Regions from separate parts of the Homo sapiens genome. Here all the other regions are linked to region 1. A link is a contact called in ENCODE Hi-C or POLR2A ChIA-PET data. All regions are on one chromosome and are shown on one strand. The core of a region is the stretch at or near the end of the contact, and the rest is flanking DNA. Distances in the headings are between cores, read along the strand shown.

Region 1 (4,118 bases), core at 987-3,486:
CCTCTTAAACACCAGAAGGAGCAGGGGGCAATCAGGAGTTCCAGGTTGGCCAAGGCCCCTGACCTTGGGGTAGAACAGCATGGGGAGCCCCTGGACTAGGGGTGCAGCAGGCAGCAGCTCCTCTGCACCTTCCTTGGCTGGGGGAGGGGCACCCACATTTTCCCCAGCAGAAGTAGCCTATTGGAGGGCCGGAGGCCCACATCTCTCTGGGGACCCTGGGAACTTCAGCCTGCCAGCTGGGTACATGGTGGGGTTCAGGGAGGTCTCTTCTATAGCATCTCTTTTCAAAACAGAAAGTTGCTCTGTCTGGGAGGCCTGAGCCCCGAGGCACAGGCCAGGCTACATGGGCAAAGCTCTGAACACCTGTCCTTGCGGGGAGGAGCATCAACAGGGACAGCTGGCACTGCCTCCCTCCCCCACCTTATGGGGCGCTAAGGATTTAGGTCAGAGGACTGCAATGGTAGGGGTGGGGGGAGTCCGCCTTCACCCCTCCACTACCCAAAGGCATCCAGCCCCGCCCCTTGTTACCACGACCCCGCCCCCTCCGGCCTTGGGTCAAGGCAAGTGGTGTTGCCACGGCAACCCCAGTGACATCAGAGGCTAAGGTTTGACGTCATGTCGTGCCCCCACTGGGGAACCTACCGTCCCTGCGAGTTATTTGTGGGAACGTGGTTTGAACGAGGGCTCTAAGGTCTAGCCCCATGGGGCACAATTCTCAAACGTGGCCACCTGCGTTTCTGGAACCCCAAATCCCCCTCTGAGGTGATTTCCCTTGAAGATCTCAGAGGCTGCTCGGGAGACCCTCAACGTTTTCCCATCCTGGGTGCCCCCCACCCCCCAGCCCTTCCAAGACACTGGAGTTCCCGGGGAATTTTCGGATGACACAGCCAATACCTTTGTTAGCTTTACGGGTGGGGTGACCTTTCCTCTCTGGCAACCAACCCGCCCAGGGTCCCGCGGAATCCGAATGGGCCCCCCAACCTCCACTCCCATCGGCTGGCCCATCTGAACAAGTTGTGTTTGGAGGGAGGAAAGGGGCGGACAAGGGTTATCTCTGCTTCAGGACCCCCAACAGCCTAGGACCCCTTCTGTCCAATCCTGGCTGCCCGGACGCCAGGGGGTGCCCCCAGCTCCAGCGCAGAACCCCGCCCCGCACAACTCACCGGATCAGCCAGGCCGTCGAAGGGCACCAGGTCTCAGCTACCACGACGCTCCGCTCGACGGGTCGCAGCCATGCAGGAGTGGCAGAGGCTGCCTGACGAAGCCCTCCTTGGGGGTCGATGCCTCTCTCCGGGTGGGAAGGGGCGCTGTCGGTGAGGGCTATCCTGGCGCCGGCCTGCGCCGTCCGAAGTCGGGGGGGAGGGGAGGTCTCCGTTCAGCAGGGGTCACGCCCGCCCCGGACGGGGGCCGCGCGGGCGCTCAGGCGACGCATCTTCGCCGGGGCCCGTGATCGCCACGTCCGGCGGGCGGCGCTGCGCCTCCCCTCGGGGCCCCGCTCAAGGCTGCAGCTCGGCCCGCGCCGCTCCCAGGGCGCCCTCTCCGCCCGCGCTGGGAGCCCGGCGGCCGCGGCCCCTTTCGCCAGCCCCAGCTGCAGCCTGTCTTTGTTGCTTCCTCTCGCTCGCCCGCCCGCCCGCGGCTTGCAGCCCCCGGGTTCGCCCCGAGGTGGAGGGATTGTCTCCTTCGGGGGTTGCACGCACCCGCAGCGGCCCCGGCTCCTCGCCGGACATACACCGGCCCCTGCAGGTTGCAAAGAACAGCGGCGAGAATGCACCGGCCCCTCCTCCTCCTGCTCTGAGCCCCGGGTGTGGGGGGAGGGGAAGCCGGCGAACAGCGGCGGCGGCAGCGGCGGCGGCGGCGGCAGCGGGCGACGCAAGCTCGGATGCAGCCTCGGGGGCCTCGGCGCTGAGAAACAGCCGATCCCAGTGGCGCAGGACGGACACGAGGACGGCCCGGGGGACTGTGCACCGGGTGTGCGAGCTCGCAAGCCGCAGCAGGGGCCGCGCGCGCTGGGCTCTCACGCGCCCATGGCCCCGGGCGGCGCGCGGGGGCTCCCGGGGCCGCAGCCTCGCGCCGTCTGGCGCGCGCCGGCGCCTCGCCTGGTCTCAGGCCCGGGTGCCGCGCGCCGCGCCCCACAGGCGCCGGGCCCGGCTGTCCGCCTCCCCCGGCCGGCGCGCGCAGCCTCTCCGCGGAGCAGCCGGCCAGGCAGTCCTGCCCGCTGCTCCGCTCTGGCCCGACTGACAGGCGCGAGCGCCGGCAGCAGCCCCCGCGTCTCGTCCCCCGCCCGCCCCCCGCGGCCCAGCCCAATCAGCGGCGGCTGAGAGGCGGTTACCAGGGTGACGCGGCACCGCGTCCTGCGAGGGGCGGAGCCGGGGGCCGCCACGCGCGCTTTTCGCGGCAAAATTCAAAGGCCGGCAGGGCGGCTCTCCAACCTCCTCCCCCAAGCAGGGACGAGGCGGAACTTGCCTCGCGAGGACTGCAACTCCCGGCATGCTGCGCGCCGGCGCCGGGTGGAGGGGCCCCGACTGGGGGCGCAGGGCGTGCTGGTTTTTGTAGTCCCACTAGGGGTGGCAAAACCAGTGTCATTTACTGATCACATATTTGGGACAAGGCACTGTATAAGTGCATTATCGGCATTATTTCATTTAATCTTGGCAAAAACCAACCTCATGAGGAATTTGTTAAAAATAACAACTATAGCTAACACTTATGTAGCAAAGTATTTTATCTAATCCTCACAACACCGTGTGAGTGGGTATTACTATCACCCCCATTTTACAGATGAGAAAACTGATACGGTAGGTACTATTATTATACTTCCAACTTACAGAGGAAACTGAGGTAAGGAGATGTGAAGTGACATGGTCCTGGATGTTTTTGTCCTAAGGCTTATTTTTGGCAGCGATGTGTTTTTGGCATCACAGTTGTGATCTGTGGAGCGCTAACTATATAACCCAGCACAGCGCTGAGCAATTTGCAAGCTACACCTTCTAGACGTACCCCACGCCCACAGGAGACAGGCACTAGCCTACTCCCCCACTTAATAGATAGGGAAACTGAGGCATAGTTTCACATCAACCTGGGGTTCAAATATGAATCTATCAAACTATACTGTGCTTTCCCTTTTACTTTTAAAGAAGCTTCCTGGGTTCTCACAGCCCATGGGCGGCCCGTCTAGCAGTCTCATTTACAGATGGGGAAATTGAGTCCTGGGTGGGGCAGTTCCCTCAGTTGCTGTGTGTCCATCACACAGCACTGTAGGAAGCCAGCTTTCCGGGATAATAACAAAGATCCCCACAGAAATGCAGAGCAGCAGTCAGACCCCCCACCCCTCAGGCTATGCCCGTGTGATACCTGGAGTCCCACCGAAACTGGGTGGGATTGCAGCCCTGCCCTTGCTGGTTGTTGGTCTTGGCCATTTACCTTCACGGGTCTGCGCCTCAGTTTCTTGTCTGTGAAATGGGGGGCATCATAATTCCTACCTTACAGCGTAGATTTGAGGGCAAAATGAATTCTTGCATGTAAAGGACTCAAAACACACATTAAGTGCTCAATAAATGCCCTCTGTACTCACCCGGGCTGGAGGGCTTTGGAGACCCTGGGGAGCGTATCCAGCGGACGGGCTGATTATAGACGGGCCCTAGCCTACTTCCAGGAGCCAACCCACCCCGCCGGGAGAGGCGCCCGCGGCGGACCTCCAGGGCCGGCCCAAGTGGGTCACCCGCCGCCTTATCTAGGACAGGAGCTGGCCCTGTTTCAGGCCTCTAAGCGGCTGCTCGGCGCGCTGTTCCCAGCAGCTCCGCTCTATTTCTCCGCGGCCGCCCCCATCTCCTCCCCTTCCCTCCCCAGGCTGAAGGTGGGGGTGGGGATTTACCTGGAAATGTGTTATGCCTCCAGCTGCTTCCCGCTCGGGCCAGCAGCCAGGGCTGCGGGGACGTCAGGGAGGGCGGCCGGGGCGACTGGATGGGTGGACCCAGCGTGTGGACAGGTGGGGAGACCAGACTTCAGCTGAGGACAGGGCGAGGGACAGTAACAAGCAAACCCTGGGAAATGAGAGAGATCGCGAAGAGGAGAAGAAGGCAGCAGTTCGCACCACAGCCTGTCAAAAGTTTGGGATTTTT
Region 2 (4,118 bases), core at 1,124-3,623, 860 kb after region 1:
CTCCCCTCCTCTCCCCTCCCCTCCCCTCCCCTCCTCTCCCCTCCCCTCCTCTCCCCTCCCCTCCTCTCCCCTCCTCTCCCCTCCTCTCCCCTCCCCTCCCCTCCCTTCCCTTCTCTCTTTCTCTCTGTCTTGCTGTGTCACACAGGCTGGAGTGCAGTGGCACGATCTCAGATTGCTGCAACCTCTGCCTCCCGGGTTCAAGTGATTCTCCTGCCTCAGCCTCCTGAGTAGCTGAGATTATAGGTGCCCGCCACCATGCCTGGCTAATTTTTTGTATTTTTAGGAGAGACAGGGTTTCAACATAGTCACCTTTCTGAAAATTCAGTAAAAAATACCAGGCTAGCCATGGTGGCTTCTGTCTGTAATCCCAGCACTTTGGAAGGCGGAAGCAGGAGGATTGCCTGGGCAACATAGTTAAACTTTTTTTTTAAAGGAGCTGGGTGTGGTGGTGTGTACCCGTTGTACTCAGGAGACTGAAGCAGGAGGATGATTTGAGCCTGGGAGATGGAGGCTGCAGTGAGCTATGATTGTGACATTGCACTTCAGCCTGGGTGACGGGAGTGAGACCCTGTTTCAGAAAAAAAGTGAGAGAAAGAGAGGAAGGAAGGAAGGAAGGCAGGAAGGAAGGAAGGAAGGAAGGAAGGAAGGAAGGAAGACTAGTGTTGATGCATGAAATGGAGTTAGGTTCTGGCTTCAAATTACTATAAATGGGTTTTTCACCCAGGAAACATTTTGTGGGAATGGAGCAATTCTTGTTGGGGAGACTGTCCAGTGCATTGGAAGACATTTAGCATCCAAGGCTCTTGCACTCTAAATGCCAGGAGCTCTCCCCCTCCATCAGCAAGACAACCACAAACATTCCCACAAATCCCCTCTTAGAAACGCTCCGTAGAAGCTACAGTGCCCCCCACTAGAATCACCTTTGAGATGAATCGTGCTGAGACCCTGTGAATAACATGGAGGAGGTCACAGCCCCAGGACAGAGGGAGGGACGGGGAAGAATCCAGGAGGCTGCGTGGGTTTCCTGTTGGGCAGTAAGACAAATTTGCTAAGCTGCGGGGCAGGCTGGGACCACTGCGTTTGCGAGTGCTTGTGCAACATGCAGAGGTTGGGGGTGGGAGCCGGGAGATGAGATTTTGGCTAAAAGAAAAGTTTCCTACTACTAAGTCAAGCCAGAATTGCCTTCTTGGTATCTTATTCCATGTTCCCCTCTCCATCCCCATAACTGGTCACCTCTCCCCGGGACAACAGCAGCAGCCTCCTCCCTGGTCTCCCTCAGCCCTCTGCCCCGTGGTCCCTCATCCACGCAGCAGCCGGAGCGATCTTTCCAGAGAGGATGGAGACTCCAGCCATTCCTCCCCTCTTCCCTTCCCTGAGTGCTGGCCTCCGGTTGACAAACTTCTTCCTGCTTCAGGGCACGCTGATCCCCCCTGCTTGGAGAGCTGTCTCTCTGTTCTTTCACCTGTTAATCCTGCTTATGCTCAAGCCCAAGCCTCAGAATAAAGCTCTTCTGGGAAGCCTTCCCTGACCTCCAAGGAGTTGGCTGGGTTTCAGAACACCCAGAAAGAATTCATTGAAAAAGATTAGCAAAATACTTTTTTAAAAACGTGCCTAATAACTTGATTAACCTCTGCAAAATCAGGCGAATCTATTTTGCTTACTGTTTTTGTTTTTTGTTTTTTGTTTTTTTGAGACCGAGTCTCGCTCTGTCGCCCAGGCTGGAGTGCAGTGGCGCGATCTCAGCTCATTGCAACCTCCGCCTCCCAGATTCAAGCGATTCTCTTGCCTCAGCCTCCCGAGTAGCTGGGACTACAGGCGCGCACCACTGCGCCCAGCTAATTTTTGTCTTTTTAGTAGAGACGGGGTTTCACCATGTTGGCCAGGATGGTCTCGATCTCTTGACCTCGTAATCCGCCCGCCTCAGCCTCCCAAAGTGCTGGGATTACAGGCGTGAGCCACCGCGCCCGGCCCCAGGACGTCTTTTATTTCCTGGTCGCTGTACAGTCCTGTCTGCACGGTCGCCGGGCCTCAGTTTCCCCAGGCAGAGCAGCGGGCAGGGCCCCTGGGGCGTACGGGCTCCGGGCGGCGCGCGCGCCCCCGAGTCCCAGGCCTGATAGCGGGGCGCGCGGGCGGGGGCGCGTGTGTCGGGCGCGCGAGGGACGTGATCGACCAGCCGAGGCCTCGGGCAGCCCTCAGGGCCCCCGCGCACGCGCGCCTCCTCGTCCCGCCCTGCCCGCTTCCCCGCCCACTCCGCGCACTGAGGCCTGCGCGCGCCGGCGCGGGAGGCGGGAGCTGGGGGCGGGGGCGGTGGCGACGCCGAGGGGGAGGGGCGGGCCCGGCCCGGCTCGGCCCGGCCGCCCGCGCGCGGCTCCAGGAGGCCCCGGGCCCGGCCCGGGCGGCGGTGGCGGTGGCGGCTCTAGCTCGAGACGTCTGTGGCGCCCTCGCACCGCGCCGCAGCCATGGCCCTGGTGACCCTGCAGCGCTCGCCCACGCCCAGCGCCGCCTCCTCCTCGGCCAGCAACAGCGAGGTGAGCCCCGGGCTCGCCGCGCCCGGCCTGGGCCGCCGGACGCCGCGCCGAGGCCGCCGGAGCTGGGGCCGCGCGTGCGGGGCAGGGGGGCGGCTGCGCGGGCTCCTCGGGGCCCCGCCGTAGGAACAGAGCCGGGCAGCCGGACCGGGGTGACCGTGCGAGGACTGTGTGCGATGTGACCCTGTCTTGGGGAGCTGTGCGGGGACTTTGTGTGCGGTGTGACCCCTATCGGGGGGCGACTTTGCAGGGACTGTGTATGCAGTGCGACCCCTCTGGGAGTGTCTGCAGGATACTGTGTGTGCGCTGTGACCCACATCAGGGGGTTACCCCCATCTTGGGGTGACCCCTGTTAGGCGGAGACTGTGTGCGTTGTGACCCCTAAGGGTGACTGTGCAGAGACTGTGTGTGCAGATGTGACCTCGTGATTGTGTGGGGACTGTGATTTCAGGTGTGACCCCCATCTTGGGTTGACCTCTGTCTGGGGAGGACTGTGCGTCTGTCGGGACTCCCATTTGTGAGTGACTCTGCAGTGTGACCAGGGTCCAGGGGTGACTGGATGTGCAACTGGGACCCTTGATTGGGTGACTGCGTGAGCCGCTGGTTCTGAGACCTGTGGCCGGGGTAGTTCTAGGCCCTTTGCCTGTATGCCTGGCTGTGCGATGTGAGATGTGACTGTTGCTGACCTGCCGTCCGGGGACTGTGCCAGCGTGAGACAGGCATCTGGGAGTGCCCCTACAAACGTGTGAGATTGTTTCCCCGCCTGCCGCCTCTGGAGTTCTGTCTGTAGGCGTGCCCGTGTCACTGTGTGACGGTGACCGAGCGTGCTGTGGGCTCTGTGTGGCTGTGTTTCACGTCTGTGCGTGCAGCCTTAGTCTGGCTTTTCCTTTCTGTAACATCACTCAGGCCTGTGTGTTTATGTGCATCTATCTTTCTGTGTGGCTGTGACCCATTCTGGGTGATTGCATAGGTGCATTCCTGGGTTGCGTGTCCTGGCACTGTGCGCGTTTTTGTGGGTCTGTGTGTGGCCCAGGTCCGTTTGCCTGGCCACTTTTTCCTCTGGGGTTGATTGAGGGCACTGTTGCCCTCTTAGCCTGCAGGGTTGGCCTGGCTTGTCCTAGGCTGGGGCCTTGGGCCTCTGAGCAGGTCAGCCCTCTGTAGCTGCAGGGATGACCCTCTGGTCGCGCAATCTTGCCCACCATCTCTTGAAGAACCCGTCAAGGCCTCTGGTCTAAACTCTTACCTATAACAAGGCTGAGTGTCCGCCTGCAGACCCTTAGCTGTGTTTAGAGAAGACTGGAGGAGCGGCCCTGCGGTCCCAGGCCCAGGAAGTTCCGCAGCCAGCATCTGGGCTCTTCAGCCCCTTTCTTTGTGGGAGGGAGTGGGGGAAGTTGACTGATAACACGGGGGAGGTTTGTGTGTCTGAGAGAGACAAGAGAATAATGTTTGCATTTGGCTTGACAGCCCTGTCTCCTGGTAGGGTAGTTCTTCAGCCTTGTTTTGCTGGGATTGGCAGGGACATTTTCAGAGTGGCTGGGAAGTTGAACCTTCACAGCCCCCTCCTTGGAGAGGAGAGGCCATTCATGAGTTATC
Region 3 (4,118 bases), core at 753-3,252, 690 kb before region 1:
CCATCACCAATCATTCTATACGACAAATGCTCCTTTTAACAACCCCACAATATTGTCCCTTACCACAAAATCTTCTTTCAGCTTAATCTCTCCCACTCTAGGTTCCCACACACCACCCCCAATCCCACTTGAAGCAGCCCTGAAAAACATCGCCCATTATCTCTCCATACCACCCCCAAAAATTTTCGCTGCCGCAACACTTTACGACTATTTCGTTTTATTCTTCTTGTTAACGTAAGAAGACAGGAATGTCAGGCCTCTGAACCCAAGCCTGCATGTGTACATCCAGATGGCCTGAAGTAACTGAAGAATCACAAAAGAAGTGAAAAGGGCCGGTTCCTGCCTTAACTGACCCCTGACCTAGCAACTGATGTTATCTACAGATTATAGAAAGACATTGTGAAACTTCCCGGTCTGTTTCACTCTGACCACCGGTGCATGTCATGTACCCCCTGCTTACTCAATCGATCACGACTCTCTCACGCGGACCCCCTTAGAATTGTGAGCCCTTAAAAGGGACAGGAATTGCTCACTCGGGGAGCTCGGCTCTTGAGACAGGAGCCTTGCTGATGCTCCCAGCCGAATATACTCCTTCCTTCTTTAACTTGGTGTCTGAGGAGTTTTGCCTATGGCTCGTGCTGCTACCATCCTGCCTGCACCCAGGTGAAACAAACAGCCTTGTTGCTCACACAAAGCCTGTTTGGTGGTCTCTTCACACGGACGCACATGACAGTGGTGGCAGGCGCCTGTAATCCCAGCTACTCGGGAAGCTGAGGCAGGGAGAATTCCTTGAACCCGGGTGACAGAGGTTGCAGTGAGCTGAGATTTTGCACTCCAGCCTGGGCGACAAGAGCAAAACTCCGTCTCGAAAAAAAGAAAAAAGAAAAGTTCACAGTGATGATGCCCACCAAAATCAAATAGAAGGTCTCACACATCCAGGAAACTAGAGTAGGGGATGAGATGGGAAAAGGATCTACAGGAGCTTCAACTGTGACAAAATGTTAAGAGCTGAAAAAGTTGCTGATGAAGATACACTGTGATTTTTTCAGAGCATTTTTTTTGCATCTACTACTGTAAAAATCAAATGAAAACAAAATCTAGACCAAAACGACTGTCTCCTTTAAGAAAGGAGCGATAGGCTAGATCTGAGAGGATGACTGTGGAGAATATTCGGACTCTGACTCAACGACCTAAACTGCCTCATTGGCTCAGTTACCTCCCTGGTCCCTGTATACATTTGAGTTTGCGATCCAACATAATTAACCAGTCGATCTGATTCCAAGTCAACCATTTAACAACCTGAGCACAAAATTTAAGCAGGCAGTTTCTTCCCTTGTGGGAAGGGAATGACAACTTCAACTTTATGGATTGTTGTGAGCGTCCCAATAACTTGTGTAAAACTTTCCTAAAACGTTAAGTGTGCCAGACACATACTGGTTTATATGGGTATCAGCTAATTCCTGGATCCAGCCTTTATTTCCACGGATCTAGGGAATAATTTTACATGGGGAAATATACCCCTCGAACCAAGGAGTTCCCCCAGGGCCGAAGCCTGACTTGGCAGGAACACAAAACACCTGAGGAGGGGCGCGGCGGCCCTAGCCTGGTGCGCATGCGCCACTGTAAAGGCCGTTAGGTCTGTCCCTGGCGCCCGATTAGAATATTTAATTCCAGTTGGAGCGTTTTTCCTCACCTTACTGTATTTTATTTCGGTAAATACCCACACATTTTAATTTCTGAGAGGCACAAATTCCTCTCAGACTCATTCAAATTGACCGAGTAGTCTTATAAGGTGCCTTTTGTCTCATTGTAAATCCTCAGTAAAGTTTGCAGTTTAGGATGATAACGTGATTTTTGCGTAAAAATAACAACTCATTTCACCTGAAAAGGACCACGACAGGAGCAGGGACTCGAGTTTCTTTTTATTCGGGCACTTCAGTAGTTACCTCTTGCTTGGGGGTGGTGCCGCGTGTGGACCCGATGGACCCCGGCGACGCCGCCATTTTGGAGTCTTCCCTAAGGATCCTCTACCGGCTTTTCGAGTCAGTGCTGCCGCCGCTGCCCGCGGCTTTGCAGAGCAGGATGAATGTGATAGACCACGTGCGGGACATGGCGGCCGCGGGGCTGCACTCCAACGTGCGGCTCCTCAGCAGCTTGTTACTTACAATGAGTAATAACAACCCGTGAGTTGAGGCGGGTAGCTGCCTGGGGCTGAGGAGAAAGCGGCGGCGGTCTGGGAGCGGGGGCTCAGGGCACGTGGGAACAGGCGGGAAGGAGCGGCCGCCGGCGCCAGCGGAGGCTCCGGGGTCTGCGAGGGCGTCCTGGAGCGGAGCAGACTTCGGAGCGCAAGTTGGGTTCACTGGGTGCCGGCGTCAAGTCCCGCGGGGATGTGGCGAGCGGCGGCTTGGAGACATAGAAGGCAGAGGCTCTGAGGACGACCCAGGCGAGGGTTTCCTGAGGCACCTGTCGCGGGGCAGCGCGACTGTCACATCGCTAGGCTGAATCCTTCCCTCTCGGCTCCTTCCAGAAGAACGTTTTTTTCTCTCGCTGCAGCTCAGGGACCCAGCCTCCTGGTTTTTATGCGCTAGCCCCCGCATCTGAGATTGGTCCCCCCGTTAAGTGTATCAGGAGGGTCCACTTTCTGGCCTTGGGAAACCCCTGAAAACGGGGCCGGGCGCGGTGGCTCACGCCTCTAATACGAGCCCTTTGGGAGGCCGAGGCGGGAGGATCGCTTGAGCCCAGGAGTTCAAGACCAACCTGGGCAACATAGGGAGACCCTGCCTCTACGAAAAGTAAAAATTAAACAATTAGCCGGGCGTGATGGTGCGTGCCTGCGGTCCCAGCTACTCGGGAGGCTGAGGCAGGAGGATCGCTTGAACCCAGGAGGTCGAGGCTGCAGTGAGCCGTGATCGCATCATTGTCCTTTACCGTGGGCGACAGAACGACTGCCTGTCTCAAAAAAAGGAAACGGGAGACTCCATTAATGGGTGGGCGTGGCGCCTTTCATGTTTCCTTGAAGCACTGAGCTGATTCCATCCTTGAGTGCATGTCCCTCTCCTGCTTAATATCCTTTATTGGCCGGGCGTAGTGGCTCATGCCTGTAATCCCAGCACTTTGGGAGGCCGAGGCGGGCGGATCACGAGGTCAGGAGATCGAGATCATCCTGGCTAACACAGTGTAACCCCGTCTCTGCTTAAAAAATACCAAAAAAATTTAGCCAGGCGTGGTGGCGGGCGCCTGTAGTCCCAGCTACTCGGGAGGCTGAGGCAGAAGAATAACGTGAACCCGGGAGGCGGAGCTTGCAGTGAGCCGAAGTAGCACCACTGCACTCCAGCCTGGACGACAGAGCGAGACTCCGTCTCAAAAAAAAAAAAAAATCCTTTATTGCACTTATGAAAATTCTTTCCCATGGCCTCTGAAGGCAAATATCTGCCCTCCACTCTCTGCGACTTCATCTCATTACTCTGTTCACTGCTCTCTAGCCTCCCTGGCTATTCTGTTATTTGTTTTTATTTGTTTATTTATTTTTATTTTTTTGAGACAGCCTCGCTCTGTCGCCCATGCTGGAGTTGAGTGGCGCAGTCTTGGCTCACTGCAGCCTCCGCTTCCTGGGTTCAAGCGATCCTCCTGCCTCAGCCAACCAAGTAGCTGGGATTACAGGCGAGCGCCACACGCCCAGCTAATTTTTGTTATTTTAGTAGAAACAGAGTTTCACTATATTGACCAGTCTGGTCTTTTTTTTTTTTTTTTTTTTTTTTTGAGACGGAGTCTCGCTCTGCACGATCTTGGCTCACTGCAAGCTTCGCCTTCTGGGTTCACGCCATTATCCTGCCTCAGCCTCCCGAGTAGCTGGGACTACAGGCGCCCGCCACCGCACCCAGCTAATTTTTTTGTATTTTTAGTAGAGACAGGGTTTCACGATGGTCTCGATCTCCTGACCTCGTGATCCGCCCGCCTCGGCCTCCCAAAGTGCTGGGATTACAGGTGTGAGCCACCGCGCCCAGCCGACCAGTCTGGTCTTCAACTCCTGACCTCTGGTGATCCCGCCGCCTCGGCCTCCCAAAGTTTAAGGATTACAGGCGTGAACCATCGCTTCTGGCCTCTTTGTGTTATTTGAA
Region 4 (4,118 bases), core at 654-3,153, 660 kb after region 1:
TGCCATCTCAGCTCAACACAATCTTCACCTTCCGGGCTCAGGTGATCCTCCTGCCTCAGCCTCCCAAGTAGCTGGGACCACAGCTGCACACCACATGCCCAGGTAATTTTTAAATTTTTTTGTAGAGACAGGGTCTCACTACATTGCCCAGGCTGGTCTCGAACTCCTGAGCTCAAGAAATCCACCTGCCTCAGCCTTCCAAAGAGCTGGGATTACAGGTGTGAGCCACCATGCCCAGCTGGTGAAAGGTATTCTTGAAGTTTCTTAATACATCACTGTGCTTTTACACGATACGTGAGTTCACAAAAGTGCCTGGAAAGATTATAAAGGACTGTCATGGAAGTGCTAAGGTGCTTTACCAGTGCTTTAAAATCCCCTAATCAAACACTAATATTTAAGGGTACATACTCTCTGCCAGGCCCTGTGACAATCTTACCTCATTTTTAAAACAACCCCACAGATGCAGGTTCTACTATCACTTTCATTTTTATAGCAGAAGAAACTAAGAGCCCAACTTGGTCACAGTGAGTGAAGGAACATGGCTCTGAATCATGCCTGTCTGTCTCCCCAGGTCTGTGCTTAAAACCACGAAGTTCAAGATGGAAACTGAAGGGAAGAGTGTCAAGGGGATGGGAGAGAGGACTTGTCCATGACTTTGGCAGCATAAGGAAAAAATACCCAGGGACAAGTGGCGACTTTGGAAACTCCATTCCTCTGCAAAATGACATCACGAGGAGAGTGGTGGGGCCTGCGGATGAAAAGATCTGGCTTCTCCTCCCAACTCTGCTATGAGGTCAGCTATGGGGCCACACTTCCTATCTACGGAATGGGGGCACTGGACAGGATAAGTATCGAGGACTTTCAGCCCTGGGATAATAAGCTCTTTAAACCTGCTCCAGTTCCAGAGGAAGCCGACCTGAGCAACAGGTCTCAGTCATTTGGGGTCAGCAGTGGGGGAGGGGGTACTCAGTTCTGAAGCCTGGAGCCCTTGGGAGGGTGAATAAGAGGGAAATGGGGGCCCTGACAGGATTGGGGACCCAGGCAATCGAGGAGTCCTAACAAGAACGGAGGGCTTTAACAGGACCAAGCAACCTTAACAGGTTAAAGGGGCCCTGACCAATTTAGAGACCCTTGCAAAACAAGGGCCTTTACTCACACTAACAACATCAGGGACCCAGACAGAAGTGGCGATCCATATTAGACTAGAGGGCGGGCTAACAGGAATAGGGGGCGGTACTAACAAAACGCGGGGCTCGCAGGCCCGGGGCACTTATAGGACTAGAAGAACCGTGCCAAGGTTGGGGAACCCTGGCAGTCCAGAAACTGATATGATTGGGGGACCCAGAAGGACTGGGGGTATACTAGAAGGATTGAGGGGTCTTGGCAGGCCTAGGAGGCACTGAAAGGACTGAGGGCACTGACAGAATTAGGGGCCTTGACAAGACTGGAGTGCCCCGGGTGTCCTGGGAACAATGACAGGAGGGGGAGGGACTGACAGACCTGGGGAGTGCAGACAGAATTGGTGTTGCCGAAGGACTGGAGCCCGTCAGTCCTCCCACCTACGGGCCCAGGCCTCCAACCCTAAAGGACGCAGAACCTTCCAGAATGCCCGCGCGGGCCCTGGAGACCCCAACTAGGGCATGAAAAAGCCGTCACGGGCCCAAGCTGGGGACCCTGGTCCCGGCCTCTTCGGCAGCCCCGCCCCCCAAAATCTCACCTGACGGCCGCCCCGGTCCGCAGGAAGCGCTGGATGGCCCTGTCGGCCGCGGTCATCGCCGCCTCGGCCCGGGAGCTCAGCATTGCAGCCGCACCGGAGGCCTGAAACCGTCTCCTCCGCTACCGCCGCCGCCGCCGCCGGACCGAGGGATACGACGGTTCCCGAGACAGCGGAACCTGCGGCCGCAGTCCCAGCACCTCGGGGGAACGTAGACCGCAGGACAGCTCCCAGGGGGACCGGAAGTAGCTGCCCCCGGAGAGCAATAGCTGACGGACCACGTCCTTTCTTTCTTTTCCCTTAGCAACAGGCCCCGGCGTCGGTTGCTACGCTGGGCTCAGTTGCCTGGGGCTGCTTGGTTTTCAGATTTGCTTAGGCTCCATTCATAAATACAGATGGCACACTTCTAGGATGGACCCTGGGTCATGATTTGAATTTTTCGATGTGGGGAAGGGAGGCCAACAGCCGAAAGTCGGGTCAGGCCTCTGCTATAATTAGTTATTATTGTGGCCAGAGTGGAAATAGGTCGCAGAGGAAGGAACTTTAATGAGCATGAGGCCCATCTCTGACGATATCAGTAGAGAAATCAACGTCTTTAATAGCCAACAAACTTATTGTTTACTTGGGTGCCAGGTATAGAGCTAAGTATGTTACATTCATTATTTACATTTAATATTCACACCAACTCTAACATTACCCACATTTTACATCCCAGGGAACCCAGGAAATTTGAAGAAATAGTAAGTTTTTTGACGCAGCTTGTAAGTGGTGAAACAGAGATTGGCAGTTCGGTCTGTCTGTCTCCAGAATGGCACTCTCCAACAGAAATATACAGGAGCCACATAGGTAATTTTACATTTTCCAGTAGCCACATTAAAGTGAAAAGCAGGAGGTAGGCCAGACGCCGTGGCTCACGCCTGTAATCCCAGCACTTTGGGAGAACGAGGCTGGTGGATCACCTGAGGTCAAGAGTTCGAGACCAGCTTGGCCAACATGGTGAAACCCCATCTCTACTAAAAATACAAAAATTAGCCGGGCGTGGTGGCAGGCTCCTGTAATTCCAGCTACTCAGGAGGCTGAGGCAGGAGAATTGCTTGAACCGTGGTGGTGGAGGTTGCACTGAGCCAAGATCATGCCACTGCATTCCAGCCTGGGTGACAGAACCAGACTCCATCTCAAAAAAAAAAAAAAAGAGGTCAGGTGCGATGGCTCATACTTGTAATCCCAGCACTTTGGGAGGCCGGGGGGTGGGGGTGGGGGGCACGGATTGCTTGAGGTCAGGAGTTCGAGACCAGCATGGCCAATATGGTGAAACCCCGTCTCTACTAAAAAATACAAAAATCAGCCAGGTGTGGTGGCGCGTGCCTGTAATCCCAGCTACTCGGGAGGCTGAGGCGGGAGAATCGCTAGAACCTGGGAGGCGGAGGCTGCAGTGAGCTGAGATCACACCACTGCACTCCAGCCTGGGCAACAGAGAGAGATTCAGCATCAAAAAAAAAAAAAAAAAAAAAAAAAGCAAGAGGTAAAATTAATTTTAACCATATTTTTTCCTTGACCCAATATGTTCAAAATATTGGGGCAGGTGCAGTGGCTTATGCCTATAATCCCAGCACTTTGGGAGGCCAGGTGAGAGGATGGCTTCAGGCCCAGAGTCCAAGGCCACCTGGGCAACATAGCAAGAACCCATGGCTACCGAAAAACAAAGAAAAGAAAAACAAAATATGTCATTTCTATGTGAAAATTATTGATGAGATAATTTACATTCTTTTTTTTTTGAGATGGAGTCTTGCTCTGCCGCCCAGGCTGCAGTGCAATGGCACGATCTCGCCTCTCAGGTTCAAGCGATTATCCTGCCTCAGCCTCCTGAGTAGCTGGGATTACAGGTGCACACCACCACGCCCGGCTAATTTTTTTGTATTTTTAGTAGAGACGGGGTTTCACCATGTTGGTCAGGCTGCTTGAACTCCTGACCTCGTGATCCATCCGCCTCGGGCTCCCAAAGTGTTGGGATTACAGGTGTGAGCCACCGCGCCCGGCCCATTATTTTTTTGTTTTTTGGTACTAAGTACCTCTCAGTTTGGAGTACCCACTTTTCATGTGCTCAATAGCCCCAAGTGGCCAGCAGCTACCGTATTGGACAGCACAGTTTATAAAGCATTAGAGCCAGCAAGATTTTTCCCTCCCTTTCAATCGCTTTCTCCGACTCCAGACTGAGTAATTGCATTCATGCTGGGGGTGGTGTCGCATACCTGTAGCCCCAACTACAGAAACAAAACAAAAGAAATCAATGCATTAGATCAGTAGTTCTCAAAGTTTTTGTTCTCCGGATCTCTTTGTACGCTTAAAAAGGATTGAGGGATTTTGTTTATATCTAACTGTACTCTGTTAGAAATTAAAATTGAGA
Region 5 (4,118 bases), core at 452-2,951, 620 kb after region 1:
AAGTTGTACTTACATCTTTTATGTCACACATCTGGGTCCAGGTGAAGACTTGGTGTGGGGGTGGATAAACAGTGTAATGCTTTCTTTCTTCTGCAACAAATCCCATTAGCTGATTTAAAGATAAACTAGACTTAAAATCAGATTCTCATTGGAAACCATAAGAATTCAATAAGAAAGCTTCTAGTGCAAGTTATTTGGAACATCATTAGTTCTTTGTCATGTTATGTCCAAATTCTTTTAAAAAACAACAAACAAAAACAGTGCCTGCCCCCCCACCTAAGTGGTTCAATCAGGTCAATTCCTTGCCTCTTTCTCTGGGCTGGGTCCTGACAGTGCCACTCCTCTCGGCTTTTTAAAGCTCAAGCCAGGTTTCATTCAGGATGGTTGGTGATTTTACTACGCCAGCCTTTCCTGGACAATAGACTATGTGACTTAAATGAATCCATGATATCATCTCGCGGGTCGTTAACAACTTTAACCAATATAAAGCTGCAGAGTGAAACATCATGGCTTTCTTTTACCCCCTTTGTGAGTAAAGGAGGTTGAAGGGGGTACAACCTAAGCCTACGGAAACATGAACTTGGCCGGCTACACTAACAAGACAAAAGGGCCGGCAGCCTCCACATTTACCCTTATGGAAGGTGCATTTCCATATTTACCTTGATAAAATACGGTTTCCCGAACTCCCCGCTGAGGTGCTTCTTCCAGCTCTCTCCAAAGCCCACGGGCACGTTGCGGGCCGCGAGTCTGAGCAGGGCCGCGGCCTTGTTCCTCTGGATCCGGTCCAACTGCTCGGCACTCAGCGGCGAGGAGGGCGGCGTCCCAGGCTCCTCCTGCCCAGCCGGGGCCTTCTTGGCTGGGATGGCCTGCAAGTGGTCCCCGCAGAGGCGGCTCAAGAGCTGCAGCGGCCCCTTCCCAGGCGTCCGCAGCTTCCGGCCCAACCCCCACGGCCCAAGGCAGAAGACGCCCATTTGTGGAACAGGTCCCAGCAAAAGCGGACAGTAAGAGCCCAGGGCTGGGCCCGGTCCGGGAATTGGGAATTAGGTTCTAAACTGGAGCGGGGAGACGGGCTGGGAGGCGCCCTATGGCTTCCCGAGGAGCGTCGCGGTGACTGGGAACCCTGCACAGAGGTGCCCCGCCCCCGCCAGACCCGCCCCACCGCGTCCCCACGTGGTCTTTTCGCGGCAAAAAACCTCCCTCTGGGTCCCGCCCCCTCTCCCCTCTGATTGGACAGCGCACCGAGCCAGGAGGGCCTGCGGCGCGCGGATTGGCGCCATGGGCCCCGAGACGCGTTCCCATTGGCTGGCCCTTTAGCATGGCGGCCCATGGGGGACAGCGGCGGCTATTTTGAACACGTGGAGGCTATTTGGAAAGCGGAGCCCGGGTTTACCGAGTCAGAGGCGCGATCCTGCACGCCCTCCGTCAGGCGGGGCCCACCGCCTTCCTCCCCCTTCACCCCCTAGCCCCGGCCCAAGCCGCGCCTCACCGCCGCATCTCCGCTTTCCTCAGGCACCCCAGCCACGCCGGTCCCCTGGACGGCCGGCTCGGGGCTGGGGGCGTGTCGCTTCCTGGCGGGGCTGGGGGAGAAAAAGGAGTAGAGCGTCTTCTGGCCGATCATCCTGGAGCTGAGGAGGCAGCGAACGCGCGCCACCCGGGAACCGGCGAGGCTAGCCCTGGCTGTGGCTGTGGCGGTCAGCAATTGGCGCCAAGCGGCCCGCGCATGCTCCGAGCGGGGGGCTTTGCTGGGGGCGGGGGGCGGTGGAAGGCCCAGTGCGCATGTGCGGGAGGGGCTGGAGTGCAACGCCCCTGGGAGGAGGTGGGGCGTGCAACGGTGCCCGGGGGCCTATTCTTTCATTCGCTTTGTGCCTTCAGCCCACCTCTGCTCTTTGGACAGGCTCTTAAGGCTCAGCTGCAAGAAGAGAAGACTGGTCAGGCGCGGTGGCCCACGCCTGTAATCCTAGCGCTTTGGGAGGCCCAGGCTGGAGGATCGCTTGAGGCCAGAGGGTCTGAGCTGTAGTGAGCTTTGATCGCGCCAATGCACTCCAGGCCTGGGCGACAGAGCGAGACCCTGTCTCTCGGTGGGGTCGGGGGGAGGGGGCTGGGAAGAAAAGTTCCTGCCCCTTAGGGGTGTTGTGGGAGTGCAATGAACAATATAATAATATTGTCCGGGCTTGATGGCTCACGTCTGTAATCCCCGCACTGTAATCCGAGGCATCTCAAAAACAAACAAACAAACAAATACTATTATATTTTGTGTGTGTATTTTGTTTTTGAGACAGAGTCTTGCTCTGTCGCCCAGGCTGGAATGCAGTGGTGTGATCTCAGCCCACTGCAACCTCCGCCTCCCGGATTCAAGCGATTCTCGTGCCTCAGCTAGGATTATAGGCGCGCGCCACCACGCCTGGCTAATTTTTCTATTTTTAGTAGAAATGGGGTTTCACCATGTTTGCCCAAGTGTGTTTTGTATTTTTTTAGTAGAGATGGGGGATCTCACCATGTTGGCCAGTCTGGTCTCGAACTCCTGACCTCAGGCGATCTGCCCACCTTGGCCTCCCAAAGTGCTGGGATTACAGGCATGAGCCACCACACCCAGCCAATATTATTTGTTGAACTGTTATATACATTTTCTCACGCAATTTTCATGGCCTATTTTATGACGATAAACTAAGGCTTAGTGCAGTCAAACATTTTGCCTAATGTATCAGGCTTGTGGGAGACTTTCGGGTCATAGAGGTTAAACACCAACGATTTGTCTTCCAAATGACACCACTGTACCGAACCTCCTCCCACCACTACTAATACACTTAGGATTCTCTTTCCCTCCCTCACATCCAAACCATCCATATCTGCTTTTGGTTCTTTCTCCAAAGCAAACCTCAAATTCAACTGCTGCTCTTGCATCTCCTAGCTACAGAAGACCAGCTGGGAAGCTGGTGTTCTCTTTTCTAGAGAGAGATTTTTACATCATGACAATACCTGGGGCCTGGCCCAGCTCGGTGGCTCACGCCTGTAATCCCAACACTTTGGGAGGCCAAGGAGGGGCGTATCGCTTGAGCACAGGAGTTCGAGACCAGCCTGGCAAACATGGTGAAACCCCGTCTCTACTAAAAATACAAAAATTAGCCAGGCGTGGTGGCATGCATTTGCAATCCCAGCTACTCAGGAGGCTGAGGCAGGAGAATCACTTGAACCCGGGAGGCGGAGGTTGCAGTGAGCTGAGATTGTGCCACTGCACTCCAGCCTGGGTGACAGAGCAAGACCCTGTCTACAAACAAAAAAAAGAAAAAGAAAAAAAAGACAATCCTTAGGTTAAAACCCTTCTTTGGTTTTCAAAAAGGCTTAGAATAAACCCCAGCTTCCTACCCAGGTCTCAGTGCTGCCTCCTCTCTGATGGAAGCCCCCACTACTGAGTCCAGCTCCCAGCACAATTGCTGGACACACCCAGCTTGTCCCCCTGTGGCCTGCACACCCTTGCATTCACCGTCCCCTTGCCTGGAAAGCCTCAGGTCTCAGCTCAGGATCTTTCCCTGAAAAGGACTTCTCCTCCTGCCCCACTTTCTAGCCCATTGCTCTATAACTGCTATACTATACAAAAGCATCTTATTTATTTTTTCTTTTTACACAATTTCTTTAGAGACAGCATATTATTTATTCTTTCCTTGTGTGTTTCTGTCTCCATCCCCGAAATGTAACCTGAGTGAAGAAAGGAACTTGCTGCTTCTTGTTGCTGGTGTGTCCCAGTGCCTAGGACAAGAAGCTGAAGTCTAAGGGAGAGAGGCTCAAAGCTGAAAATCATTTGCCCTTAGAGCCACTATGACCCAGCACTCCCACACCTAGGCATTATTTACCCAAGGGAAATGAAAAACTATATTCACAAAGCTTGTATGTGAATGTTTATAGTGATTTTACTCATAGTAACCTAAAATCAGAGAAACAACCCTATGTGGGGCCTACTCCTGTGGGGCATCCCTTCTATACCAGTAATAAAAAGGAACAAATAAGTAATACAAATGTGCATATACGACTGGGCACAGCGGCTCATGACTGCAATTCCAGCACTTTGGGAGGCCAAGGCAGGCGGATTTCTTCAGCTCACCAGCTGAAGACTATGGAGACCA
Region 6 (4,118 bases), core at 923-3,422, 570 kb before region 1:
GCTGGTTTTTTTCCTTTAAGATCTAGAACCAACTGTACTAAACCTTGTTCTTTCAACCTAAGAATCACTTAAGACAGGGGTCCAATTTAGATAAATATACCACCCTAAAGGTCAGTGACCAAATTTGGTCAACAAGGGTGCCATCACAGCCGTCATCATTCTTGTCACCGTCAGGAACAACTGTCACCTTGCCATTACCAGGAAGGGAAAGCAACTGGAATATTCCTTTTGTAAGTTCTATTTACAGACTACAAAGAGTCCAACATCATCTTAGTATGATCTTACAACACGATAACAATGGAAGAACCCAAAACATTAAAGGCTTCCCAGAAAAGAACTTTTTGATATTAAAAGCTGATAAACCACAAGAATTTCTAAGACCATGCCACACTCTGGGACAACTCCTAACCACACTGTAAATGTCAGGCATCTATTTTCTGAATACCAATGGCTTCAAGTGTTTTGTTTTGTAATTTTAAAATGCCCAGATTGTTTTTAAACATAGAGACACAGCTTGCAACTCCAAATATGTTTTCACCCAATGGACATCATTTGTTTTCTGATTTATCTATGGAATACTTTCAGCTTTTGGGGGGAAAGAAAATAAATTTTTTTATACTTACAAAAGATATACATGCTGCCAGTAATAAAATCCTAACTAGCAAGTCTTCAAACTGCTCAATCACAAGTTCCAGCAAGGTTTTTCCTGTAAGAAACAAACACATGTGTTTTAACTGTCATCTTACCATCAGCACACCAACAGAGGAAAAAAAACAGAAACAGCATGTTAAGATTACCTTCTTCAGCCGGTAACTCTGTAGAATGTAGAAATTCGTCAAGCAATGTGTCAAGAGGGAGGTTAAAAAAAAAAAGAGAGAGACATTTTAGCACTTCGTTTTTCTAAAAAGAACTGCTACAATTCTAAGCATCAATATCTTTAAAACACAGACCTAGCTATAAGAATATCCGATTTTTTTAGCAGAGGGCATACCACGAAGATATCTCAAGGAAGCATGCACTCTTTGTAATCAATGGCCTGAGGTCTAGCCCTAAGCGTGAAATCACTTCGGGCTCCTGAACCTAGGAGTGGTTTCAGCGATGTCATCACTTCTGCCAGATGTGTAACTTTGGGTAGGACAAGAACGGTCAGAGGCCTTCCAACGACCTCGACTCCTCATAAATCGGCAGGGGACGAGAAAACGTCTTGCCGGGCTCAACCTAGCTGCAGAAGCCACGTCCCTCCCTCCACCGGGGCCGGCTGCTGCTGGAGAGAAGCCTCCGAGCCTTGCGCGCCGAAAAGGTCGAGGGCCCGAGAAGCGAAGAGGTCCAGGGAAGGCGAGGCGAGGACCGCAGCCCCTTTCTCTCCCGCGGGGCCGGCGCGCTGGCCCGACCCTCCGCCCGCAGCTGTCGGCGGGCGCGGAGCCGAAGCCCACGAGGTGGAGCCCGGTCAGCCATCTTCCCTGGCTCTCCCGGCCGCGCCGGGCCCCTGCAGCGGAGCGCCCTGCACCTACCGTTGGAGCCCCATCTCTCCTTAAGCTTCTTGACCTGTTCCAGGCTCAGCCCCGTACTCTCGTTGACGCCGAAGTGGCCCAGCACCTCCTCCACCGTCTTGGTGTGCGCGTTCTCCATGGCTTCGGGGGCCCGGCCGGCCTCGCCTCCCGTCCCCGCGGCCTCCTCGCCTCCGCCTCGCACTCCGGCCGCGGGCTCGTGCCACCCCGGGAGCCCAGGCGCGGACGGGCTCTCCCCTCCTCCTCTTGCGGCCGCTTCCGCCTCGCCGGGCGCTGAATCACCCCGCGCCCCCTCCCCCAGACAACCGCCCCTCGCGCGGCCCCGAGCTCCGCAGGGCGGGTTGGGGGCTCCTGACCCACCCTCCCTCCCCTCGCCAGAAGGGAGGGCCTCCCTCGCCCTCAGCCGCCCGCCGGGAGGGCAGGCCGCGGCCCCCGAGCCCCCTCCCCGCTCTCTTGAGGCGATCAGAGGCCCCGCCCGGGCCGGAGGAGGGGGCGCCCGGCAGACCACTGAGGGCGGAACGCGGCGAGGGAGGCGAGCCGGCGGGGCGGTGCGCGGCGCGCTCGCCCGGGTCCCTCAGCGCCGCACGCCCGACAGCGGCGGAGGAAACTGCGGCGAAGGAAAAGGAGGTGGCGTCGGGGACGGCTCCGCGGCGGCTGCTCTAATAGCATTTATCGGCCGCTGCCTCCCCTTTCGCCGCCGCCGCGGCATGTGGACGCCGCTCATTGGCCGAGAGCGCCCAGCGCGGCGCGGGCGGCGCGGCCCCGCCCCCTCCTCCCGGCTCCCTCCTCCCGCGCGCCTGGCGCCCACGCTGCCGCGCAGGCCCCGCCCCCTCCCGCGCGCCGCCCCTAGGAACCCGGATCGAGGCCGCGCGCGCCGCGGTCGCGGGGCTGGCGGAGGGGAAGCTGGGTACCCTCTTCTGTGCCTGCGGTTCTCTGACCCACCCACCTGCAGACGCAGGGTGGGGCGCTCACAGTGGGCACGCTGCTCTGGGGCCGGTGGGCGGATGGTTGGAAGGCGAGGCCGAGGAGCTGGGAGCGCGGTCCACGCGGGGCGTCTCGAGGCGCCCTCGGGCTGATGTCCTTGGCTCGCCTCCTCGCCCTCGGTCGCCCGGGCTGCGCTCTGCATCCTAATCTGGCTCCTTCAGAGCCCCCCTCAGAAACCAAGGGGAGGAATTCCGCAGTTCACTTCCCACACAACCCAAATCCTTCATCTGTCGCCTCGGGAACACCGCATCCTACACCCCCTGCCGCCAGCTCCTTCGCACGCCAGCCCCGATTCTTCCCCAGCGGGTTCTGGGCCCTGACGAGGGAACCCCCCTCGCGGGGGGGAGGGAGAAGAGTTGATTTTATTATTAATAGCTGACGCAGCGCTTGATAGGTGTCTGCAGGGCAGTCACAGTTCACGCCGCTGGAGCTGCCACACAGCAGCTAGACTTGGGCTAGGAGGTGCTTCGCTGTGGCTTTCAGATGAAGGCCATTTCATAGACTCACTTCCCTCGACAGGAGAAAAGGGGACTTGAATCCAAAGCTGCTCTTAAACCACAGATGATTTGCTCTGCTCGGGAGGACAAAGCGCAGGTCACAGCAAGATAAAGGGAATTTTGCCAATATAAAGAAGCTACATTACTTAACAAGGGGATGGGAAATTGCATGGAATTCATGAACAAAACATGAACATATTCTCTTCACAAAGAAGAGCAGCTTTCTTCACGGAGTAGGTTGCAGAATGAAGCAATTAGTCCACTTTTGTGTTTAACAATAACGCACCATCCGCATGAGCAAAAGCAGAGCAGAAAAATCACCTCAGTTGTCTCAAGTGGCTGGGCTTCAGGACTTAAGATAAATTCCTTCAGCAGATGCAAATTACAGTGCATCACCAGCTGAAAAAATCAGGCACGTCATGTCATTTAATTATTTCCAAGGAGTGGACGTTGGCATGTAGTTTTGATTGATACTTGGAAAAGAACCAACAAAACCCTACACGAAACAAACAAACAAAAAATTATACTATATGGCAACGCACTGAGAGAAGCCAGGTGGAAACTGGTTAGGTCACAGGATCAGAGCCGCTTCAAGAGGGGCACGTGAGTGCACGGTGGGAGTGTGGTCATGGAGGGCTGGCTGTTGTTGCCCTCTGAGACCAGCTCTGCACCATTTCGTACCAATTCTTCTCCCTTACCTCCTCTGTCTCTTTCAGGACCGATAGAAGCACTGCAGGCAGGAGAAGGATGGTTTACCTTTCTCAGCCTGGAAATTAGCTTAGGCATTTGATGTTGAATATTCTGTGCCACTGTCACTGCTTGGGGTTGTAAGCACCTCTGGTGCAATTATGAGCTTCTGGAGGAGTTCCTGACCTCAGCCTTTGTATGGAATGCTCTTCCCACAGATCTTCTTCACTTGTGTCGTTCTCTTTCCATTCAGATCGCAGCTTACATGTCCCCTCCTCAGAGATGTCTTTGCTGTCTAAAGTGGCTACCCAGCCACAGTGGCTCACGTCTGTAATCCCAGCATTTTGGGAGGCTGAGGCAGGAGGATCCCTTGAGCCCAGGAGTTTGAGACCAGCCTGGGCAATATAGCGAGACTCCATCTCTACTAAAAAAAAAAAAGAAA
Region 7 (4,118 bases), core at 924-3,423, 550 kb after region 1:
CCCCGGGGGGAACGGGGAAGTTCTAAGAATTCAGCACCTATTCAGACCCTTATCTTCCTATTTGGGATACAGGCCCCATGCCCTCAACTGTGCCTGTCGATCCCCTCTCCCAAGACCCTCTATATGTACCTTTGAACTGCTGCCTTCTGTTGGGGTCGAAGTGGACAGCCCCTGCCGCAGGAGACAGGGGAGGGGACCTGGGAGTCTTCCACCCTGTCCTTCTCATTTTGGTACCCTCCTTACCCCTCAGCTCCAGGGGCATCCCTTGCTGCCAGACACTATGCCTTTTGGGGGTTCTGTGGTACAGATGGCCAGGGGTCCCCAACTTTCCTCACTGCTCCATTAGGACTCAGCCTTAAGCCAGTGACCACTCATTCATCTGCTTTCTAGCTTCTAAAAGGTTAATGCTACGCTGGGCACGGTGGCTCACGCCTGTAATCCCAGCACTTTGGGAGGCGAAGATGGGCAGATAACTTGAGGGCAAGAGTTTGAGACCAGCCTGGCCAACATGATGAAACCCCATCCCAACTAAAAAAACACAAAAAGTAGCTGGGCATGGTGGCGCACGCCTGTAGTCTCAGCTACTGGGGAGGCTGAGGCACAAAAATCACTTGAACCCGGGAGGCAGAGGTTGCAGTGAGCTGAGATCACACCACTGCACTCCAGCCTGGGCAACAGAGTGAAACTCTACCTAAAAAAAAAAAAAAAGAGAACTTCATTTATTTACAAAAAAAGGTAGATGCAACCCAAGGGACATCATTTGTAGACAGACCCCTGATCTGGGGGAAAAAAATGCTAAAGTATTAAGAGCCGTTATCTCTTTGCTATATTTTAAAAAATGTTCTGCAATGATGTGTTATTTTCAATAAGAAAAAAGCTATTAATTTTGTAAGAGGAACACCCATGTATACATGTAGGTATACACACACACACACACCACACACACACATACACACAAAAGAATACTACTGAGCCATAAAAAATTATATATATATATACACCAAATTTTCTGTATCTAGTCATCTGTTGGTGGACACTTAGGTTGATTCCATATCTTTGCTACTGTGAATAGTGCTGTGATAACTATACAAGTACAGGTGTCTTTTGATATAATTATTTCTTTATTTTATTTTATTTTATTTTTCTGAGACTGCGTCTCACTCTGTCGCCCAGGCTGGAGAGCAGTGGCATAATCTCGGCTCTCTGCAACCTCCACCTCCCAGGTTCAAGCAATTTTCCTCCCTCAGCCTCCCGAGCAACTAGGGTTACAGGTGCCCGCCACCATGTCCGGCTAAATTTTGTATTTTTAGTAGAGACGGGGTTTTACACGTTGGCCAGAGTGGTCTTGAACTCCTGACCTCAAGTGATCTGCCTGCCTCAGCCTCCCAAAGTGCTGGGATTACAGGCGTGAGACCCCACAACTGGACTCCTTGCTAATTTTATTTATTGTTTTCAACCAATCATGTTAAGATCCTCCCAATGAAAAGCGAATCTGACTGAGTGATTTCTTTTCCTTTGTGTACATACCCAGTAGTGGGATTGCTGGAGAGACTGGCAGATCTATTTTAGTTCCTTGAGAACTCTCCAAACTGTTTTCCACAGAGGTTGTACTAATCGACATTCCCACACACAGCCGCACCCCTCATTCTGTCCACGACCTTCCCTGACTGGCTGGCTTGATGGTTCAGCTTCAGAAAGTCTGAGACATCCCATTTCTACACACACAAACATTAAAACTCTAGCAATTTGACCTAAAGCACAACAAAGAAAAACTTCATTTGTGGCCTAGGGGGCAAAAAAACCATTCTTGGCCACCATGTTGATTTCGAAACTGGTGACAGAGCCCCTCCATCAGGCAGGCCACAAGCCCATTACCGCAGGCTAGGCAAGCGAACACACAAAGCTGCCGGACTGGCCTTGTTTCAGGCCCAATCTCCAGGCAAGTGGCTATTTTAATTCTTTTTGATAAAGCTGGAAGCCAACCAACATTGGCTCTAGAGAGCTGACCTTCGGCCAGCATTTGCTTCCACTGAAGGAGGATCATCCTAAGTGCCATTGTCCAGTGAGAAGCCCTGTCCTTATACAGCACGGCAAGGGTGAGAGCTGAAATGTTTCAAGGTGACTTTGGAAATGACTTCAGGTACAATCAACAGCAGAGGTGTCAGCCAAACACCAAATGCAGTCAGCTGCCGGAGCACAAGACCAGGCAGAATAGTATCAGGAATGGAGGAAATAAACATTCTCGGCTGCCCACTATGGACTGGGCACAGGGGGCCTCTCAGTGAATCTCCACAGCCCTGTATGGAGGAGTCTGTCATCTCCAGGTTCACGATGAGGAAACCGAGGTTCAGAGAGGACCATTTACCTCCAGTTTCACAGCTGGCAAGTGGCAGAGCCCCGTTTCAAATCCAACTCTAGCTGACCTCAGAATCTAACTTCTAGGCAGAAAGACAATCTGAGATAAATGGAAGCCCCTCTATTAACTGGACTTTTAAAACATGCATTACACATATGGCCTCTTATATTCCTCTCAAATAAGAGACAAACATGTATAATGCTGAGGTTTTTTGTTTGGTTGGTTGGTTTTTTTTTTTTTTTTGAGACAGAGTCTAGCTCTGTCACCCAGGCTGGAGTGAAGTGGCACCATCTCGGCTCACTGCAACCTCTGCCTCCCAGATTCAAGCGATTCTCCTGTCTCAGCCTCCCGAGTAGCTGGGACTATAGGTGCCTGCCACCATGCCTGGCTAATTTTTGTATTTTTAGTAGAAATGGGGTTTCACTATGTTGGCCAGGCTGGTCTCGAACTCCTGACCTCAGGTGATCTGCCCACCTTGGCCTCCCAAAGTGCTGGGATTACAGGGGTGAGCCACCGCGCCCAGCCCTGAGTGCTTAACTGGGGGAAATTTTGCTCCCCGGGGAGCAATACCTGGAGACATCTTTGATTGTCACAACTTGGGGGATGCGCTACTGGCATCTAGTGGGTGGAGACCAGGGATGCTGCTCAACACCCTGCAATGCACAGGACAGCCCCACAAAGAACTGGACAGCCCCAAGTGTCAACAGAGCCGCAGTTTAGAAACTCTGGTAGACTGCGGCCATCCTCCTAGGCTTTGAAGCCAGAATCTACCGCTTATAACCTGTGTAATCCTGGGAAAGTTACTTCAATACTCCCTGCCTCAGTTTCCTCACATGATGGAATTAACAGTTTATCCCTGGACCTAGCCAAAGTAAACAGCTTGCAACACTTTAGCTACCATGTACGTCTGCAGGATAGCATTACAGGAGCCCAGGCTGGGCCATTAGGCTAGGGCCCCGGCATTAATCAGACCTTCAATTTCTTCCCTCTCTTTTCTTCTATAAAATAGAGATGGTAACGGCTACCCGCACTGCTAAGAGCTGATTCTGAGCCAGGCAATTCTGTAATTACAACTACTTCCAAACAAGAAAGCAAGAAAGAACACTGTGTAGCCCAGTAAAGGTTGATATCGTTCAAACAGCACAAAACCACGCTCTCCAGAAATGGACCCTTGGAAATTTCTCAAGCCACCTGCCCCATCAGTACCCCCTGGGATGACTACCTTGGCTAGGCCAGGGGTGAGTGGGCAAACTAGGACCCATGGGTCAAATCCACTCGGCCACCTGTTTTTGTATCTCCCACAGGCTAAGAGCGGTTTTAACTTTTTAGATTGTTTTTTGTTTTGTTTCGTTTGTTTCGAAAGGGAGTCTTGCTCTGTCGCCCAGGCTGGAGTGCAGCGGTGTGATCTCAGCTCACTGCTACCTCCACCTCTCAGGTTCAAGTGATTCTCCTGCCTCAGCCTCCCGAGTAGCTGGGACTACAGATGTGTGCTACCACGCTCTGCTAATTTTTGTATTTTTATTAGAGACAGGGTTTTACCATGTTGGCCAGGCTGGTCTTGAACTCCTGACCTCAGGGCGATCTGCCCACCTTGGCCTCCCAAAGTGCTGGGACCACAAGTGTGAGCCACCGCACCCAGCCTTATTTGTTTTTTATAGAGACAGGGTCTCCCTCTGTTGCCAGGACTACAGTGCAGTGGTGCAAAAATAGTTCACTGCAGCCTCAAACTCCTGGGCTCAAGTGATCCTCCCACCTCAGCCTC

Evidence for each region. Hi-C counts contacts between places; a loop is a spot of excess contacts on that map. ChIA-PET counts read pairs that join two places held with the same protein, here RNA polymerase II (POLR2A). Pooled maps may share reads with other maps.
Region 2: a loop to region 1 is called in a map of CD8-positive, alpha-beta T cell, with 7 times the contacts of the local background. The contact joins the promoter of SSH1 here to the promoter of FAM222A in region 1. A Hi-C loop is called at or near these places in 4 of 168 maps with a recorded cell type or tissue (CD4-positive, alpha-beta T cell, CD8-positive, alpha-beta T cell and naive thymus-derived CD4-positive, alpha-beta T cell) and 8 of 50 pooled maps.
Region 3: a loop to region 1 is called in a map of B cell, with 10 times the contacts of the local background. The contact joins the promoter of ANAPC7 here to the promoter of FAM222A in region 1. A Hi-C loop is called at or near these places in 5 of 168 maps with a recorded cell type or tissue (B cell, CD4-positive, alpha-beta T cell, CD4-positive, alpha-beta memory T cell and 1 more) and 11 of 50 pooled maps.
Region 4: a map of CD4-positive, alpha-beta T cell shows a loop between it and region 1 (11-fold over the local background). The contact joins the promoter of USP30 here to the promoter of FAM222A in region 1. A Hi-C loop is called at or near these places in 1 of 168 maps with a recorded cell type or tissue (CD4-positive, alpha-beta T cell), 6 of 37 single-sample maps with no recorded cell type and 13 of 50 pooled maps.
Region 5: a map of B cell shows a loop between it and region 1 (10-fold over the local background). The contact joins the promoter of UNG here to the promoter of FAM222A in region 1. A Hi-C loop is called at or near these places in 4 of 168 maps with a recorded cell type or tissue (B cell, CD4-positive, alpha-beta T cell, CD8-positive, alpha-beta T cell and 1 more), 3 of 37 single-sample maps with no recorded cell type and 14 of 50 pooled maps. POLR2A ChIA-PET finds 5 or more read pairs at or near these places in 1 of 52 experiments (K562).
Region 6: a map of CD4-positive, alpha-beta T cell shows a loop between it and region 1 (4-fold over the local background). The contact joins the promoter of ATP2A2 here to the promoter of FAM222A in region 1. A Hi-C loop is called at or near these places in 2 of 168 maps with a recorded cell type or tissue (CD4-positive, alpha-beta T cell and CD4-positive, alpha-beta memory T cell), 2 of 37 single-sample maps with no recorded cell type and 9 of 50 pooled maps. POLR2A ChIA-PET finds 5 or more read pairs at or near these places in 1 of 52 experiments (naive thymus-derived CD4-positive, alpha-beta T cell).
Region 7: a loop to region 1 is called in a map of CD4-positive, alpha-beta T cell, with 8 times the contacts of the local background. The contact joins the enhancer-like site here to the promoter of FAM222A in region 1. A Hi-C loop is called at or near these places in 1 of 168 maps with a recorded cell type or tissue (CD4-positive, alpha-beta T cell) and 11 of 50 pooled maps. POLR2A ChIA-PET finds 5 or more read pairs at or near these places in 2 of 52 experiments (K562 and activated naive CD4-positive, alpha-beta T cell).

The regions. Positions count from the first base shown.
Region 1 is chr12:109,711,943-109,716,060 of GRCh38, reverse strand. FAM222A (family with sequence similarity 222 member A) reads right to left here and starts at 2,236. Exons shown (of 3, transcript NM_032829.3): 1 at 1,164-2,236. RefSeq lists silencers at 2,096-2,145, 2,176-2,505 and an enhancer at 3,211-3,774.
Region 2 is chr12:108,855,838-108,859,955 of GRCh38, reverse strand. It overlaps SSH1 (slingshot protein phosphatase 1), which reads left to right and starts at 2,373. Exons shown (of 15, transcript NM_018984.4): 1 at 2,373-2,528. The coding sequence starts at 2,460. RefSeq lists a silencer at 1,904-2,643 and enhancers at 3,074-3,123, 3,176-3,677.
Region 3 is chr12:110,401,592-110,405,709 of GRCh38, reverse strand. It overlaps ANAPC7 (anaphase promoting complex subunit 7), which reads left to right and starts at 2,002. Exons shown (of 11, transcript NM_016238.3): 1 at 2,002-2,183. The coding sequence starts at 2,083.
Region 4 is chr12:109,050,361-109,054,478 of GRCh38, reverse strand. It overlaps USP30 (ubiquitin specific peptidase 30), which reads right to left and starts at 1,903. Exons shown (of 13, transcript NM_032663.5): 1 at 1,718-1,903. The coding sequence starts at 1,800. It overlaps USP30-AS1 (USP30 antisense RNA 1), which reads left to right and starts at 514. Exons shown (of 2, transcript NR_038996.1): 1 at 514-793; 2 at 1,741-2,438. RefSeq lists enhancers at 507-876, 1,210-1,709.
Region 5 is chr12:109,095,180-109,099,297 of GRCh38, reverse strand. UNG (uracil DNA glycosylase) reads right to left here and starts at 1,701. Exons shown (of 7, transcript NM_080911.3): 1 at 1,487-1,701; 2 at 660-866; 3 at 14-109. The coding sequence starts at 1,618. RefSeq lists a silencer at 1,133-1,522.
Region 6 is chr12:110,279,301-110,283,418 of GRCh38, reverse strand. It overlaps ATP2A2 (ATPase sarcoplasmic/endoplasmic reticulum Ca2+ transporting 2), which reads right to left and starts at 2,172. Exons shown (of 20, transcript NM_170665.4): 1 at 1,512-2,172; 2 at 798-815; 3 at 624-706. The coding sequence starts at 1,629. RefSeq lists enhancers at 723-1,477, 2,595-2,664 and silencers at 1,305-1,814, 1,905-2,504.
Region 7 is chr12:109,158,571-109,162,688 of GRCh38, reverse strand. The region is part of intron 2 of ACACB (acetyl-CoA carboxylase beta); the gene reads right to left. Among named protein-coding and RNA genes, the nearest start is that of ACACB, 44 kb to the right of the region's middle. Within about 2 kb of position 2,173, at least 6 of the 41 ENCODE cell types and tissues checked have a DNase peak (open chromatin) inside an H3K27ac peak, as active enhancers do.